Linked DNA regions of Homo sapiens: region 2 is linked to region 1. Evidence: read pairs that join two places in POLR2A ChIA-PET (ENCODE). Cell type or tissue: A673. All regions are shown on one strand.

The links. ChIA-PET counts read pairs that join two places held together with the same protein. Peaks named below come from ENCODE experiments on the same cell type or tissue, not always from the same donor. Only the 100,000 strongest peaks of a DNase experiment are listed, where the experiment ranks them.
Region 2: POLR2A ChIA-PET joins it to region 1 with 11 read pairs; 6 of 35 experiments call an interaction of 5 or more read pairs at or near these places.

Annotation. Positions count from the first base shown.
Region 1 is chr12:1,167,648-1,175,647 of GRCh38, reverse strand. The region is part of intron 8 of ERC1 (ELKS/RAB6-interacting/CAST family member 1); the gene reads right to left. Among named protein-coding and RNA genes, the nearest start is that of ERC1, 180 kb to the right of the region's middle. In A673, no CTCF peak of the experiment used is centred here; a DNase peak (open chromatin) is centred at 3,787; H3K27ac peaks cover 489 bases.
Region 2 is chr12:1,579,523-1,587,522 of GRCh38, reverse strand. All of the region lies in intron 1 of FBXL14 (F-box and leucine rich repeat protein 14), which reads left to right. Among named protein-coding and RNA genes, the nearest start is that of FBXL14, 11 kb to the left of the region's middle. RefSeq lists an enhancer at 5,805-5,854. In A673, a CTCF peak has its summit at 3,838 (motif pointing right); a DNase peak (open chromatin) is centred at 3,892; H3K4me3 peaks cover 306 bases.

The DNA.
Region 1 (8,000 bases):
GCAGAAGAATCACTTGAACCCAGGAGGCAGAGGTTGCAGTGAACCAAGATCACGCCATTGCACTCCAGCCCGGGCAACAATAGCAAAACTCCGTCTCAAAAAAAAAAAAAAATTGAACAGATGTGGAGCTGCTTCTTCTGAATGAGTAATAAGAGTGTTTTTTGTTGTTGCTTTTTTTTTTTGAGACAGAATCTACTCTTGGTGAAGATGATGTGAACATTGCTGAAATGACAACAAAATATGTAGAATATTAATAAACTTAGTTGATGAAGCAGTGCCACGGGTTGAGAGGATTGACTCTAATTTTGAAAGAAATTCTACTGTGGGTAAAATGCTATCAAATAGCACTGCAGGATTCAGAGAAATCTTTTTTGAAACGACGAGTCAATTGATGCAGCAAACTTCACTGATGTCTTACTTTAAGAAACTGCCACAGCCACCCCAACCTTCAGCAACTACCACCCTGATCAGTCAGCAGCCACCAACACAGAGGCAAGACACTCCACTAGCAAGAATATTACGAGTTGCTGAAGGCTCAGAAAATCATTAGCATATTTTGCAATAAAGTATTTTTAAATTAAATTATGTACATTTTTAGATATAATGCTATTGCATACTTAATAAACTACAATATAGTATAAACATAACTTTTTATATGCTCTGGGAAGCCAAAAAATTTGTGTGACTCGTTTTACTGTGGTGGTCTGGAACTGAATCTGCAATATCTCCGAGGTATACCTGTATATACAGAACACAATGCCTTGGTGTTTACATGTTTAACCAGCTGTGCAGGTCATTCCAGTTGCTAACATATAGGTCTTATACAAAGAAAAGCTATGGTCATGCTGTTGATTAGACTTTCCTGTCAAGAAAGGGCAATACAAGAAACATTATTTAAAATGAAATTTCACAGAACCAACCAAGTTTTACATACAAGAAGACAGATTTGTTTTATGAGCCTACCTAATATACAAACACCCCTTACATGCATAATAAGGATAATACCCTTCTTTCTACTCCATCATCTGCATCTAGGGAGAAATTCAGGAATTAAAATGTTAACAATTTCACTTTTATACCTGATATGTAGTTAAACTATTAAAGGAATCCATTATTCTTTGCTAGTAAACACTTCTGCTGATATACTCAGGTGCAGAAGCTGCTGAAACAGGTAAAATGCCGTCAGCAAGTTCTTGGCAAGTTACTTTCTTTTTCAATTACCCACTCTAGAGAGACTGACTGTTGAGTCGGAGTGAAAAGGGATGGCTATTCTCAGACTCTTATTTACTTCTAAAAGAGGAGAAACAAACATTTCATAGTGAAAGGATCTCACAAAATAAAAAAAGAACAGTGGACACTAAGATTACCTCCTCTGGGCAAGCTGCCATCAGTGAGGAAGACCTGAAATAGACACAGATAGGTGCAAACCAGCTGTGTAAGCACTGAACAAACCCGAAACACGCAGGGGGTGGGAGGTGGGTGTGTCGGGTGAAATGTGTGCCCATAAAAATACTTCTCTTTCCGTTTATCCAGCATCATGATGGCTAACAGCTGAGCCCCACTGAATGCAGCATCACAATGGATAACAGCTGAGCCCCCACTGAATCCAGCATCATGATGGGTAACAGCTGAGCCCCACTGAATGCAGCATCACAATGGATAACAGGTGAGTCCCACTGAATCCAGCATCATGATGGGTAACAGCTGAGCCCCACTGACTGCAGCATCACGATGGATAACAGCTGAGCCCTCACTCACTGAATTCAGCATCATGATGGGTAACAGCTGAGCCCCACTGAAGGCTCCCATGACATATCCTCACTTTCGTTGTGATCAAGGACCTCAGTTTATATGTGTCACTGACCAGCTGAAGAATGAATGTTACCACATTATTCTTGTCATTATTCTCTTCTTTTTCACCAAGCTAATGTTGAGGTTATAAATGCTGTTTACTCTGATAGTCCCATATCATATTATTTCAGTATGTATTATGCCATTTTTATAAAATATTCAGCAGAGAGTCTATTCTATACTAATTCAAGTACCCATAGGATCTGAAATATAAGATTTATAAGAAGCTTTGAACAGCCAAGAGAAAAACTGGATCCATTATGCACATACTAGAACATAAAGATAAAAATGATTGTTCAGAATCACGTTTAGCAGAAAAATACCCTTTTAAATATGCTCGGAATATCCAGTTTTTAAAAACTCTCCATTGTTTAGGACTATAAACCACAGAACCCCTAAAATAAAATAACAAGAACGACGATTCTAACAGTGGTGGTGGGGAGGTAGATTACAGAAGCAGCCAACACTTAAAAACATGCCAGGTACTGATGCAAGGACTTTATATGGAACAATGATTTAAGCATCACTACAGGCCTATGGGAAAATCACTAGGTAGTGTAGCTCCAGAATCTACTCTTAATTACCACCCTATAAATAATATGTTCTATGGTGAAAAACTGAAAAAGTAATCACATAAAGCATCTTTCCATAAATGATTTCTTATGATTATAGTGTTTATTAATATAGTATACCATTGCTACGATCATGTACTTAAAATGTACCCCCTACTGAAGCAAAGAATAAAACGAACCCCCAAAGAATGAGGTACCAAACCACTGCAAATGGAAAAGTACATCCTTCATGGATGAAACATACATCTAATCACCATACACTAAAGCTGCTGGGCAGAGCCAAAGATGCTTGACGTTAAGGATTTCAGGACCACGACGTTATTCAAATAATCTGTTTAGCCTAACTTTCAAGGTTAAAGGAAGCTAGTTTATTTACAGACAGACGGACCAAGGAGGACCTGACAATAAAACATTTAAAAGGTTTTTCTTCTGTTACATAAATTAGTTTTAAAATTGAAAATTAATAAAATAATTGTTACAGAAAAGGATACATTTTATAATCCCATGGGTTTTTTTTTTGTATAAACTCTCCCTGACATAGAAAGAAATCACTACCTATTAGCATATATTCAATTTCTGTACAAGCAAAATTTTGTAGTGATCAAAGGAACTGGCATTTATTCTACACATCTGTGCCGTCAATGATAATAGAAGGGGGGTGATACCCAACAGGTTTATATATACAGTTTACTATCATATATAATTATCATTATTGAGTAGTAAACTCAAGAAATACATATTTGTTTGTTCTGTTTTTGAGACAGGGTCTTGCTCTGTCACCAAGGCTGAAGTGTGACAGTGTAATCACTGCTCACTGCATCCTTGAACTCCTGAGCACGAGTAATCCTCCAGCCTCAGCCTCCGGAGTAGCTGAGACTACAAATGCATGCCACCACACCCAGCCGATTTTTAATTTTTGTAGAGATGAAGTACTGCAACATTGCCCAGGCTGGTCTCAAACTCCTGGCCTCAAGTGATCCTCCCACCTTGGCCTCTCAAAGCATTGGGATTACAGATGTGAGTCACTGTACCCAGCCCAAGGAAGAAACATTTTTAAATTAACTGTTTGGAGAAAGACGACGTTATTCCTTAAAATGACCTCTGTAATCATGGTACAGTTCTGTTTACTAGGGTGGAAAGAAACAGAAATAAAATGGTTATTTTATATAGAGGCTTTCTTGTCCTCATACAATTTTTATTTCAACAAGAAAGAAAAACTGATAAAATCAGAGGAAGTCTAATGCTGACTGCAAAGCTACAGAGTGAATTCATCAAATCTGCATACTAATTCCACATTGGCACAGATTTATTGACATCTTTTGTTTTGGCTTTTATCAGCCCTGCCCAGTTGTCAGGAGCTATCATGTTTCAGTCTGGGTGATTTATTTCCAGTCAAGTGGAACTGATTACTCTGCCTTTGAGGCCCAAATCACTGGGCAAACGCAGAAGAGACTTCCTCTAGGACACAGTTCTGAGGACAAGACAGCTCAAAACACTTCTTGCAGTCCCCTGGCTCACTTTAAATATCATTTAAGGGAAAGGAACATTTTTGAGGGTGCCTCCACAGCTCTTTTAAATAGCCATCAGCATCAAATTTATTGTATGAAATCAGTTATTCAAAAAGGCTCTGACCTTTACTTTCTTGGTTAATAATACCTTTCAGTATTGATGGCAGAAATACAGTCTGGATGAACTGGTCATAATCAGTTGGCAAAGAGGGATCTATAGTAATTAATAGTGAATTTTTCCTTTTCAGGTTCTAAGTCCCCTGATTTCTGGTCAACAGTTTGTCCACCATCAGACACTCGGACAAAATGTACAAACAAGGCAAAACTATAATTTACCAAAAAAAAAAAAAAAAAAAAAAAGAATGTTTTGCCCAGACTATTGCTGACATCTAAATTTTGCTTCTCCACTTGTTTCCAGCGATGAGAAGCTGCAAGACTGACAAAACCATAAGAAACTCTAAGCAATGTTTTAAATTCAATTTGGGTTTTTAAAAGTTTTCATATCAGTATTCTCAATTACTGCTTATGGTCCTCAATAAGCCCAGCAAAGATGTCGGGTAGCAAGTAACACTTCCTTGGTTGGGTTTCCCTGTCAGTTGTGTTGTTCTCTCATAGTACAGATCATGGAGTGAATTATTGCAATGAATGACTAGTTACGTGGCATTGAGCAAATTGCTTAATCTTTCTCATCACTTTAACTGTAAAACAAAAGACTAGTAACATCTCTTTCAATTATAAAATATAACAATATTCTTCTAAGGAAGATGAGAACATTTAAAAAGTAATAAACTTCACCAGAATACTACTATATTTTATCTTTAAAACTGTTCAAATTTAATTATACAGGAATGGTATAGCCCTTAAGAAAATATATTTTCAGAGTCCACTGCTCCAGGTAGATTTTATTAATTGCTGGTAGGAAAGAAAGTTCCTTGACAGATTTGCTCATGGTACAGATCATGGAACTAGGGGCCTCTCGCATTAGAACAACTGGATACAATGACACAAAAGCTGGTAAGACCAAAGGTCACTGCCAGTCAAGATCTGCCTGGTAGATAATTATGGAAAATAGCTCAAACCCTTCTTTTTCTATCTAGTCAGCATATATAAAAAATTGACAGACCTCCCTGTGCTAAAATTGCTCAAAAGACAAAGAGGGCACATAAATCCACAACGGCAATCCTTCTGTGGCAGTAGCAATGATGAGATTTCACTGAGGCCCTCAATTCACATCATCGATGTGAATGGCTTCCCTTGAAGTTGTTCAGTTACAGTGGCTGTCTAGGTAGCCTAGTCTCAGTTCACTACATTTTAGTGATGAGAGATCCAATATTTTTTTAAAAACTAAAGCAGGCACAAGAGGCTTAATTTTTTAAAAAAATCCATTGTATTGTAATAATTTAAAAATTGGGAATAATTAAACACTTAACAATAAAAGGCTAGCCAAATTAAATATGGTCTATCCACTGGATGGAAAGAATATTATACCATTACAATTCATATTCTTGAGAATTAAGGATACAAAAACTTGTTTATTATACACTATTACATGAATAAGACAGGTCACCAAAAAGTAAGTGTAATATTATACCAATTTCAAGTGAGGAGAAGTTTATTTTTACACAGATTTTTTTCTTTTTATAGCTTTTCCATACTTTTCATATATTTAGAATGGACATCTACAATTTTAATGATAATGCCAAAACCAAATATTTTCTAAATACAGTCCAAGAAATCTTAGCAAAAGGAGATTCTCTTATCATATTCACCTGCCAACATAGAAAACCTCTAGGGGTTTCTTTGGGGCATGTAAGCAACTGTATTATTTAACCCACACCTTTCACAAGTTCATAATGTGTAACCAAACAAACCAAGCTTTCAGAGATTTGGGGAGTCTTTCTTCAAAGAAAGACTGAGAGACACAAATAAATTCAAAGAAACCAAGACTCTGAAAAACTACTTGAATATAAGGTGTGAAGGAAATATGATGAGATGTTTCACTTATTTTTAATTTAAATTCAAGTTCATCTCATTGAATTTTTATTTTCGCCAGGTCTACTTTTATGGGTTGAAAGATGCTGACTTGCACTCATATCCTACCCTGTATTCTACCCAAGACTGGGTTTCCCGGAAAGCAGACCCTGAGACAGACATTATTATGCAAGAAGTTTATTAGACGGTGCTCTTTGGGATCGGAGTCAGTAGATAGGAGGAGAAAAATGAGGATTGTACAGAGGGAGCGATTCAGCTGCCACGAAGTCCCAAAGGATTCTGACAACCCCACGAGGAGCTCTGAAGCTGTTGTCCCAAGTAGGGGGAAGGAATTCAAACCATGGCACCTCATAAGGATCAATCACTGGATGTCCATGGGAGGGGGCTTGCCCTCGGGCAAGGTGGTGTCTTTAGCTAAGACAATCTCTAGGGAAAGTGGAGGGCTTTCTGTTGATAACACTTCCAGCGATCTGGGGAAATAAGTCCTTCAACAATCAGGAGAGACCTAGGTTGCATCGATCATCGCAGCATCCACCATACCCAACAGCTACACTCTTTCTAGTTAAATTATAATTAACATGAAATTGTAGTTGCCATGAATTTCTGTTGTATTTGAACCATACACATATTTTATGATTTTGTAAAACCTAGAAACCAGTGTATATCACCAACTTGGTTGTTCCATAGATGGTGAGTGTTTCTGATTATTTTTTTCTTCACCATGTCATGGTGAAAGGTGGGTGTTTTTAATCAGAAGTTCATGGATAAACTTTAAGGTGTATATTATATCTCAGTTCACACAAATGAACTATGCACACTTTTACCTGGAGAAAGCCCATAGCTTTCATCAGACTGTCAAAAGCATAAGAGAAGTTACAAATTATTAATCGGTGGCATTCTTTTCAAGAATCCAGAATGTTGTTTAAAATGACCCGTCACAGCCGGCACGATGGCTCACGCCTATAATCTCAGCACTTTGGGAGGCCGAGGCGGGCAGATCATCTGAGGTTAGGAGTTCAAGACCAGCCTGACCAACATGGCAAAACCCCATCTCTACTAAAAATACAAAAAAATTAGCCGGGTGTGGTGGTGGGCACCTGTAATCCCAGCTACTCGGGAGGCTGAGGCAGGAGAATTGCTTGAACCTGGGAGGCGATGGTTGCAGTGAGCTAAGATTGCGCCATTGCACTCCAGCCTAGGCGACAAAAGCAAGACTCCTCCTCCAAAAAAAAAAAAAAAAAAAAAGACCAGTCACTTCATTTAAAGTTGTTTGCTTAGCTGCTTTATAGAAGTGCCAAATTTGGCCAGTGCAGTGGCTCACACCTGTAATCCCAGCACTTCATAAGGCTGACGCGGGTAGATCACTTGATCCCAGGAGTTTGAGACTAGCCTAAGCAACATGGCGAAACCCATCTCTACTACAAAAACTATTAACAGTCAGCCAGGCATGGTGCTGTACAACTGTAGTCTTAGTTCCTTGCAGCACTGAGGTAGGAGGATCACCTGAGCCCAGGAAGTTGAGGCTGCAGTGAGCCACGATCGCACCACTACACGGCAGCCTGGGTGACAGAATGAGACCCTGTCTCAAAAAAAATAAAAATACCAAATTTGCTGTGTATAAGGCAGAGTTCAGCCTGAATGGGATGCAATGAAACAAATCCAAATGTCAGTTTCTTACCTATATGCACTGTATATAAGAAGCCCAAAGGCTGACGGGGCGCGGTGACTCACGCCTGCAATCCCAGCACTTGGGGAGGCCAAGGTGGGTGGATCACAAGGTCAGGAGATCGAGAGCATCCTGGCCAACATGCTGAAACCCCGTCTGCAGTAAAAATAAAAAATTAGCAGGGTGTGGTGGCGCGCGCCTGTAGTCCCGAGTACTAAGGAGGCTGAGGCAGGGGAACTGCTGGAACCCAGGAGGCGGAGGTTGCAGTGAGCTGAGATCACGCCACTGCACTCCAGCCTGGGCAACAGAGCGAGACTCCATCTCGGAAAAAAAAAAAAAAAGAAAAGAAAAAAGAAGCCCAAAGATCTTATAGAATTTTGCAAATTTTTCTCTGTAAAATTACATGATTTT
Region 2 (8,000 bases), 410 kb before region 1:
TTGCCTGCTGGAGTTGCCTTTACCAACCCAGAATATTTGGTCGTATGTAAAGCCAAGCCCTCCAGTTGAGGTGCAAAAGAAAGTAAGCTTGAGATCTTAACTGAGCAGCACCAGAGTGGGGTATGTTAAACCCCCACTCCCAATAAAACAATCGAAGTGGAATTCCTCTGCCTGCTATTTATTAACCCAGAAAAGTGCACATATTTTCTTTAAAAAGAAGACTTAAGTTTCTATTATTTCATTACTCTTCTACTTCAATTTTTTTTTTTTTTTTTTTTTGAGACGGAGACGGAGTTTCACTCTTGTTGTCCAGGCTGCAGTGCAATGGCACGATCTTGGCTCCCTGCAACCTCCGCCTCCCAGGTTCAAGTGATTCTCCTGCCCCAGTCTCCTGAGTAGCTGGGATTACAGGCGTGTGCCACCACGCCCGGCTAATTTTGTATCTTTGGTAGAGACGGGGTTTCTCCATGTTGGTCAGGCTGGTCTCAAACTCCCGACCTCAAGTGATCCGCCCGCCTCGGCCTCCCAAAGTGCTGGGATTACAGGCATGAGCCACCGCGCCCGGCCACTTTAGTTGTTTAAGGAACAAATGCTTTATATCCTTATAAAAAACTTACAAGGATACTTGCATTTGTGATAGTGGAAACAAATGAGTCTCAATTACAAAGAAGAGAACTGGGTCTGCAGCCGTGGCGCAGCAGAGAAACCCAAGTGAGACCAGGTCAGGAATGTGAGTGTGATCTGTGGAAGAACTCAGTCATAACACAATGTTCGGTTTCTCTGTCTCAACATTTTTGTTTTCCCAAATCTGGCAGATGTGGTACATTTAATTTTATAAATGGGAAAAGATGCTTAACAAAGTGGAAAAGATTTTGCCTAGGTAATTAGAGGAGAACCTAGTGTCAGAACCTGGGCTGCTCTAGACTTAATGACCAATGCAGAAGGTGACCAGCATGGAGGCGGCTCACAGGGGCACTGCAAAGCACCACCCTGTCTCTCTTCAGAGATGTGTGGCACCAAGCCAGGCACGGCACACATCTGTAGTCCCAGCTACTCACTCGGCTGAGGTGGGAGGATCACTTGAACACACGAGTTCAAGACCAGCCTGGGCGACACAGCAAAACCCCATCTCTTAAAAAAATTATTATTTTTTGTCTTTTTTTTGAGACAGAGTCTCGCTCTGTTGCCCAGGCTGGAGTGCAGTGGCATGATCAGAGCTCACTACAATCTCGGACTTCTGGGCTCAAGGGATCTTTCTACCTCAGCCTTAAAAAAAAGTTTCTTAAAAGGTGCCACACCAAAGCATATTATTTTCATTAGGAGTAAAAAAAAAAAAAAAACCCCAAATGCTAAAAGTTATTACTATTTAATATGCACTACCTTATGCAAACTTAGACATGTTTGCAAGCATTATATAGGGTTATTCAGGAAACCAAAAAACTAGTACATGTTGTTAAATGGTCTATAAGGTACTGAAGTAGCTAACTGTCAAATCTGTTGCCTGTTGCTCTCAGAGGATTTGAGCCAGTTTCCAAAACACTGCTTTGTTGCACATAGTAATGCAGAATACTAATGCTGGAAGTACATGCTCATGAGAGCTTCAAAGCTAGGAACTCACACATATTTCACATGCTATAAATACCTGCCACACAATCCTTTTATAAAGTAGAATCAAGTTGCAAAAACTCTAGCTATTTTCTCTTCATTCAAGGGCAAAAAGGCTTGACTTCACAGATGTTTTAGTTACAAATCCCACTTGTCCAGAAAGAGTAAAAGGGTCTAATTTGTTAATACTAGGCACCTTCTTATATTTATTACTCCCCCATTTACGTAATCCACACTCCAGAAGGATCAGACCTACCACACAGTGGGGTGTCAACAATTACTCCTTACATCATGGATCTGAGACACTGGAACTGGACTGTGGGAAAACAGTTGAGACCACATTAATTTTTCATAAATATTAATGTGGAATTACTATGGCTTGGAAAACATTGTTTTTCTCATCTAAAAAGGATATGAGGAAATATTTCCTACCAAGGTTCATAATATTTCTCCTTAGGAAATCTTGGCCTCAAACTAGCATTATTTACATACACGTCTGCTACATTTTTTTTTTTTTTTTGAGACGGAGTCTCGCTCTGTCGCCCAGGCTGGAGTACAGTGGCACAATCTTGGCTCACTGCAAGCTCTGCCTCCCGGGTTCACGCCATTCTCCTGGCTCAGCCTCCCGAGTAGCGGGGACCACAGGCACCTGCCACCACGCCCGGCTAATTTTTTGTATTTTTAGTAGAGACGGGGTTTCACCATGTTAGTCAGGATGGTCTCGATCTCCTGACCTTGTGATCCGCCTGCCTCGGCCTCCCAAAGTGCTGGGATGACAGGCGTGAGCCACCGCGCCCGGCCACACATCTGCTACCTTTTTCTAGCCCAAGGCAAGGCTTTCTGAGACGTAGTCACTAAACAGGGAGGAGCCAAAAAAATTAGTCCTGCTATTTCTGAGAATCTCTAGAACAATCACTGAGGCTAAAATTGGACACATGAGTAAAGTAAGGGAGAAATTGTAACAGTTAAGCCCGCAAACGCCCCTCAAATAAATGCTTCATGTTCTCAGATGGAAGACAAGCATTTCTGCTTTCAGTAATTTAAACCTTAACTTCATTGCCCAAAACTCCACTGCTGTGAACAACAACAACGACAAGATGGCCAGTACGTGTGTCTTAAGCAAACAACACGAAAATGACAAGATGAAAGTGACAATTTCTACCTTTCCTAATTTACTTCAGATGCACAGAATTTAGCCAGTTTTCAGGAATCTGTAAAAGCAGGATGGTTAAGTTCTGTGGCCCCCTGAACTTCATCCAGCTGACAGCTGACGGTTGTACGAAGCAGAAAAGGTCTTCAAGTTTCCAGAGCCTGGAGTAGATGGAGGATTGGCTCTTCCAGCCCTAGCTGATGTCTGTGCACTTGAGACAGATGCCCTGCCATTGTGCTCAGGGTCAGATGTCAACAATCAGAACAGCATGACCCCCAGGAAGGCAGCTGGCCTCTCTCTTCCCTACACAGAAGGGTCTAATTTTCAATGGAATCACAAGGGGAACTGCAGAAACTCATTAACGTAGGACACAGGATTTAGCAGCAAACAGCTTCATCCCTGCTTTATTGATTTTTAGAGTTGGGGTCTCGCTCTGTCACCCAGGCTGAAGTGCAGCGGTGTGATCATATCTCACTGCAGCCTCGACTTCCTGAGCTCAAGCAATCCTCCCACCTCAGCCTCCCGAGTAGCTGGGACCACAGGCATGTGCCACCATGCCCATTATTACTATTATTATTTTTTTTTTGTAGAGACAGGGTCTCGCTATGCTGCCTAGGCTGGTCTCCAACTCCTGGGCTCAAGTGATCCTCCCATCTCGGCCTCCCAAAGTGCTGAGATTGCAGGAGCCTACAACTGCTTTCTTTAGAAATAAAAATGTGCATATGTGGGTTAAGAGGTAAAAGTCAAGCACTACACATTATTGAAAGGTAGGGCTGGAAAACTGTTATTGTCTCCTTCTGGACTGTTGCTTCAGCCTCCCCAGCCCTTTAAAAAAACAACAAAAAACCCTCTTACACACAATTTACCTTCCCCATTGTGAAGCAGCTGTGAATCATATCCACACCTGTCCTGGAGTTATTAAAACTAGGAGTCCGACCTTGTGTTTTTCTTTACCCCAAGTTTATGAACATGATTTTAGGGTCCAATATAAGGTAGTACAATAAAGTATGGTTAATGCAAAACTAAATGTCCTCCACTGTGGAAGACAGAAAGTGGAGAAATCCACGAAGTCTGCACGTCCCATGTCTTGGTCTTGTCAGTAGGTGGCAGCATTGTCTGTGAGTTGGAAGCTATTTCCCAAGGGGAACCACAACCTCCTCCCATCTAACAAATCCCCTCTGGTCCTTTCTCTTTCACCCGCACCCGCAAAGTATTTCCTCCAGGCGTAAGAGTTGACAAATGAGGAATTTCACTTCCTGGAAAAGATGAAATTGAATTTTAAAATATCAGTGAGGTTACTCCCCAGAGCCAGGTGTTATTTTGCAGCTCTCTGCTTTTGGAGCTAAGAGAATCAAACATTAACTTCTAATGCTTTTTTTTTTTTCTCTTTAAACTTCTAATTCTTCTTAAAGGGCACTTCATACAAATCCTTCTTAGATTGCCATATCTGGGGAGTTTGGGAGGAAGAAAATGGGAAAAATTTTAGTCATACATGGAGGTATCAATTTAAACAGCAAGAAAAAGAGCTAGTTTTTTTTATTACAAAAGAAAAATCAGAAGTGTATCTGTGAGGACAAATTCTAGAGAGCCTTTCAGGAAAAAACATTTTAAAATTTTAGGAGTATCTTTTTTTTAATTTTTTTTAATTTTTATTAAAAGGAGTATCTTTATTGCCCAGATGAAGACATCTTCATAAAATATAAGAGAGTCTATGAAGATGAAAATAATAACAGCCCTGACGAAGAAGTAAAGTTGCTTGTGTGACCTAAATTCCTCCTACAGAAAACTGACATTAGGACAAGGTAGCAGAACTTACAAAAATAACTTCTGAGCCAATGTAGCCAGATTCCGTAGAATGGCACAAGAAGAGACAGGCTGAGGGCAGGAGAGGCCTTCGGGTCTTGCCCTCCTGGTACTCAACAGCCTGGCCTCGGGGAATCAAACTGTGAGTGGGAAGGGCAGGTGTAGAAGTGGGAAAAAAGGTGGAGGCAGTTATCCCCTGCAGATGCTTCTACCAAGCTGTATTGGCTAGAGGAGCCACAGCTTATAAGCTCTGTAATATAGACGTCATTTTTGGTTAGAGAATAAATAAAAAAGGAAAAGTTTCAGGGACTTGGGGCCTGTGCATAAGGCAAATTACATTCATTCCTGGCACCATCCGTGAAGGTCTTATGAAAGCAGAACATCTCCCTGCGCAACTTTTGGAAAGTAATAGCTGAAATATGCCATTCTTAGTGACTACACTGAAAGAATACAGATTCAGGGAAGGCACCCCAAACAGAGAATACAGGTTGTAAAGGAAAGAAAAGCAAACACGTATCACCCTGCACAAAGCCAAGAAGAAGAAAACGGGGCTGGCTGAGGAGCCAGAATGAGAACTGAGTGAGGGGAATGTGTGAACGCTGAGGACCAGCAGTTCCTAAAGCTGCTCCTCGGAAGAACTGGGAGGGCTGCTCCTTGATTCATAGCCTCCAAGAACAGCTTTCCTGGACTCCGTTTTCTTTCTCTTTCTTTTCTTTTCTTTTTCTTTCTTTCTTTCTCTTTTTCTTTCTTCTTTCTCTTTCTTTCTTCCTTTTCTTCCTTTCTTTTCTTTCTTTTCCTTCTTTCCTTTCCTTCCTTCCTTCCTTCCTTCCTTCCTTTTCTTTCGACAGAGTCACTCTGTTGCTCAGGCTGGAATGCAGTGGTGCAATCTCAGCTCACTGCAACTTCTGCTCCCCGGGTTCAAGCAATGCTCCTGCCTCAGCCTCCTGAGTAGTTGGGACTACAGGCACGTGCCACCATGCCTGGCTAATTTTTGTATTTTTTAGTAGAGACAGGGTTTTGCCATGTTGGCCAGGCAGGTCTTGAACTCCTGACCTCAGGTGATCTACCCGCCTCAGCCTCCCAAAGTGCTGGGATTACACACGTGAGTCACCAGGCCCGGCCCTGGGCTTCATTTTCAAGAAGGTAGGCCCTCTTTCTGTAACCACAGAAACAACCTTTGAATTTGACTCTAGACAAATCTCTTGCGAATGTGGCCACTGGGCTGGCGTGAGGATGTTGGTGTGACTGAGACCTCTGAGGTGGCAGCACTGCAAGCCTGAAAATGTCCTACGGGAGGCATGTGGCTGTCACTCTAGTTCTGTGCTCACAGCCGTCAGGACCAACGTTGTTTTCATCCACACCCCATTTCTGCCGGGAAGCTAGAGCAACAGTGTACAGAGGACACATAGGAAAAAGCATTTCCGGGACAGGCCGGCTCCGACATTCCTCACATGGGCCCTTCAGGCAGCAATTACTCTATTGGCTTCAACATTCTCCATCCAAACCACGTGACTCCAGTTTCTGTGCTCCGTTTTGCAGAGGAAGGTATAGCTGAGGGCTCCAGTAATCCCAAGATGATGCACGTTTCTCTTGTAGGGGACCTTCCCCAAACCCTCTCCCCAGGAGGTTCCCGTGGCTCAGTCTGCAAATCCACACAGCCCGGACACTGATTTGCAGGCTGACAGCCACTGCTGCTGCTTTCCTAACCTTCCTCTGTACTCTTTTAGCTGCTACCAGCACACCCACCCCCCACCCTAAAGGTGTCCATTCGCCCATTAAAGGACTCCAGCATGGCCATTTCCCAGTTTCTGAATTTCCTGTCGCCGTCTATGAAGACTGTCGAGAGGGGTCGAGTGTTGTGGGTGGGGGATTCCAGGCGACGTGGCCACACATAACAGCAATGAGGCCAGTCCCACGGCCGTCTACACACTGAAGCAGGTATCAACAACACCTTGCAGTCCTTCCTGATTTGGGCTGCCTTCCGCTTGATACTTCAGAGATAAAGCCTCCCTGTGCCATTGTTCAAGCCTGTTAGTTCCCACTCCTGTATTCATTCCTACCTCTGCACCTGCCAGGAACTTGCAGAGAAACTAAGGAACTTGTGTGCAAGTGGCTGCAAACACCTTCCCGCTCCTCCACTGGGGCCAGAAGCAAGCCCGCTAATGCTAATCTGCCCCCTCACTTGCAGCTCAACAGCTTTTCTCCTCTAAGCCCCTGATAATGGTTTTACTAAAATCCCCTTTTGATGGGAAAAAATCCCAGCTGGACATTTCAGGCCCCAGCACAATACACAAGTCTGCAGGTCCCTTTCCCCACCTCACAAAGGCCTCTAATCAAGTGGAAAATGTGCTGGAGGCCAGAGGTTTGGGTCCGCAATTATTTTTTAAGGGATTACTAGAGAAGAATAGGGGGCAGCAAGGACCTCCCCCCCCACTATGTTTTCCATTTGGTCCTGTTTTTAGACACACTGAGCCAGGAGTAGCCGTCCAGTTCTCCAAGCACAAGAGCTTCATCTCTGTCTTCCCAGGTGGAAGGATGTCATCTGTGAACACTATTGCTTCAAAAAGATGTAGAGAGTTTGGAAGCAATATGCAGGTCCTTTTCTGACCCCATTTAAGCCCTTATTTATAAAACCGCTATTGAACGGGATCCTGAGTGTGGAGAGAGCACCCATTCATTAACCTCTAACCTCTGGTCTGTATTCAGAGGGCAGCGTTCGCTCTGTGTCCATACACCGCAAGATTGGAGGCATTCACTTCAGCATCCCAGGCTTTGGAGGGCAAGAGGTCACGTTCCCAACCCTGCCAGATAGCCTTCTTCCTAGTTATATGCACTGACCCTTCCCTCGACACTGAGCAAATGTCCACGTTACTCCTAATGTTTAATCTTGGGGCAAAACATGGATAAAAATACAAAATGTTAACTATGTGTATCGGTCTATTGGAACCTTCCTTTAAGAATGTACACTATGGAAGCTGGTTTGTCTTCCCTGTACATTGCAAAGGACCTTCTTTGATGTCATCTATGCATGAGTGTTCATTAAGGATTAATCGATGAGGATGAACATTTCAGGCTGGCCCTGAGTTCTCATCATTCCATTTCAGCATCGAGAGACTGCTCATTCTAATCCCAGCTGGTTAGTGATGTATGCAAATACCCAGTAAAAAGGAAATGACTACAAATTCCTAAACTCACTCTGGAATGATCAAGGATTAGACTGTTCAGCTCTGAGAGTTAAAAGTCAGCAAACTAAATACCAGCCTGAGTAATAATTTTCAGGTCCTTTCTTCAAAGTTCCTGAAATACTTTTGGTCAAAAACAAAAAATTGATAACTACATTTTTTTTTTTTTTTAAATGGAGTCTCACCCTATCACCGAGACTGGAGTGCAATGGTGCGATCTCGGCTCACTGCAACCTCCCACTCCCCTCAAGCGATTCTCC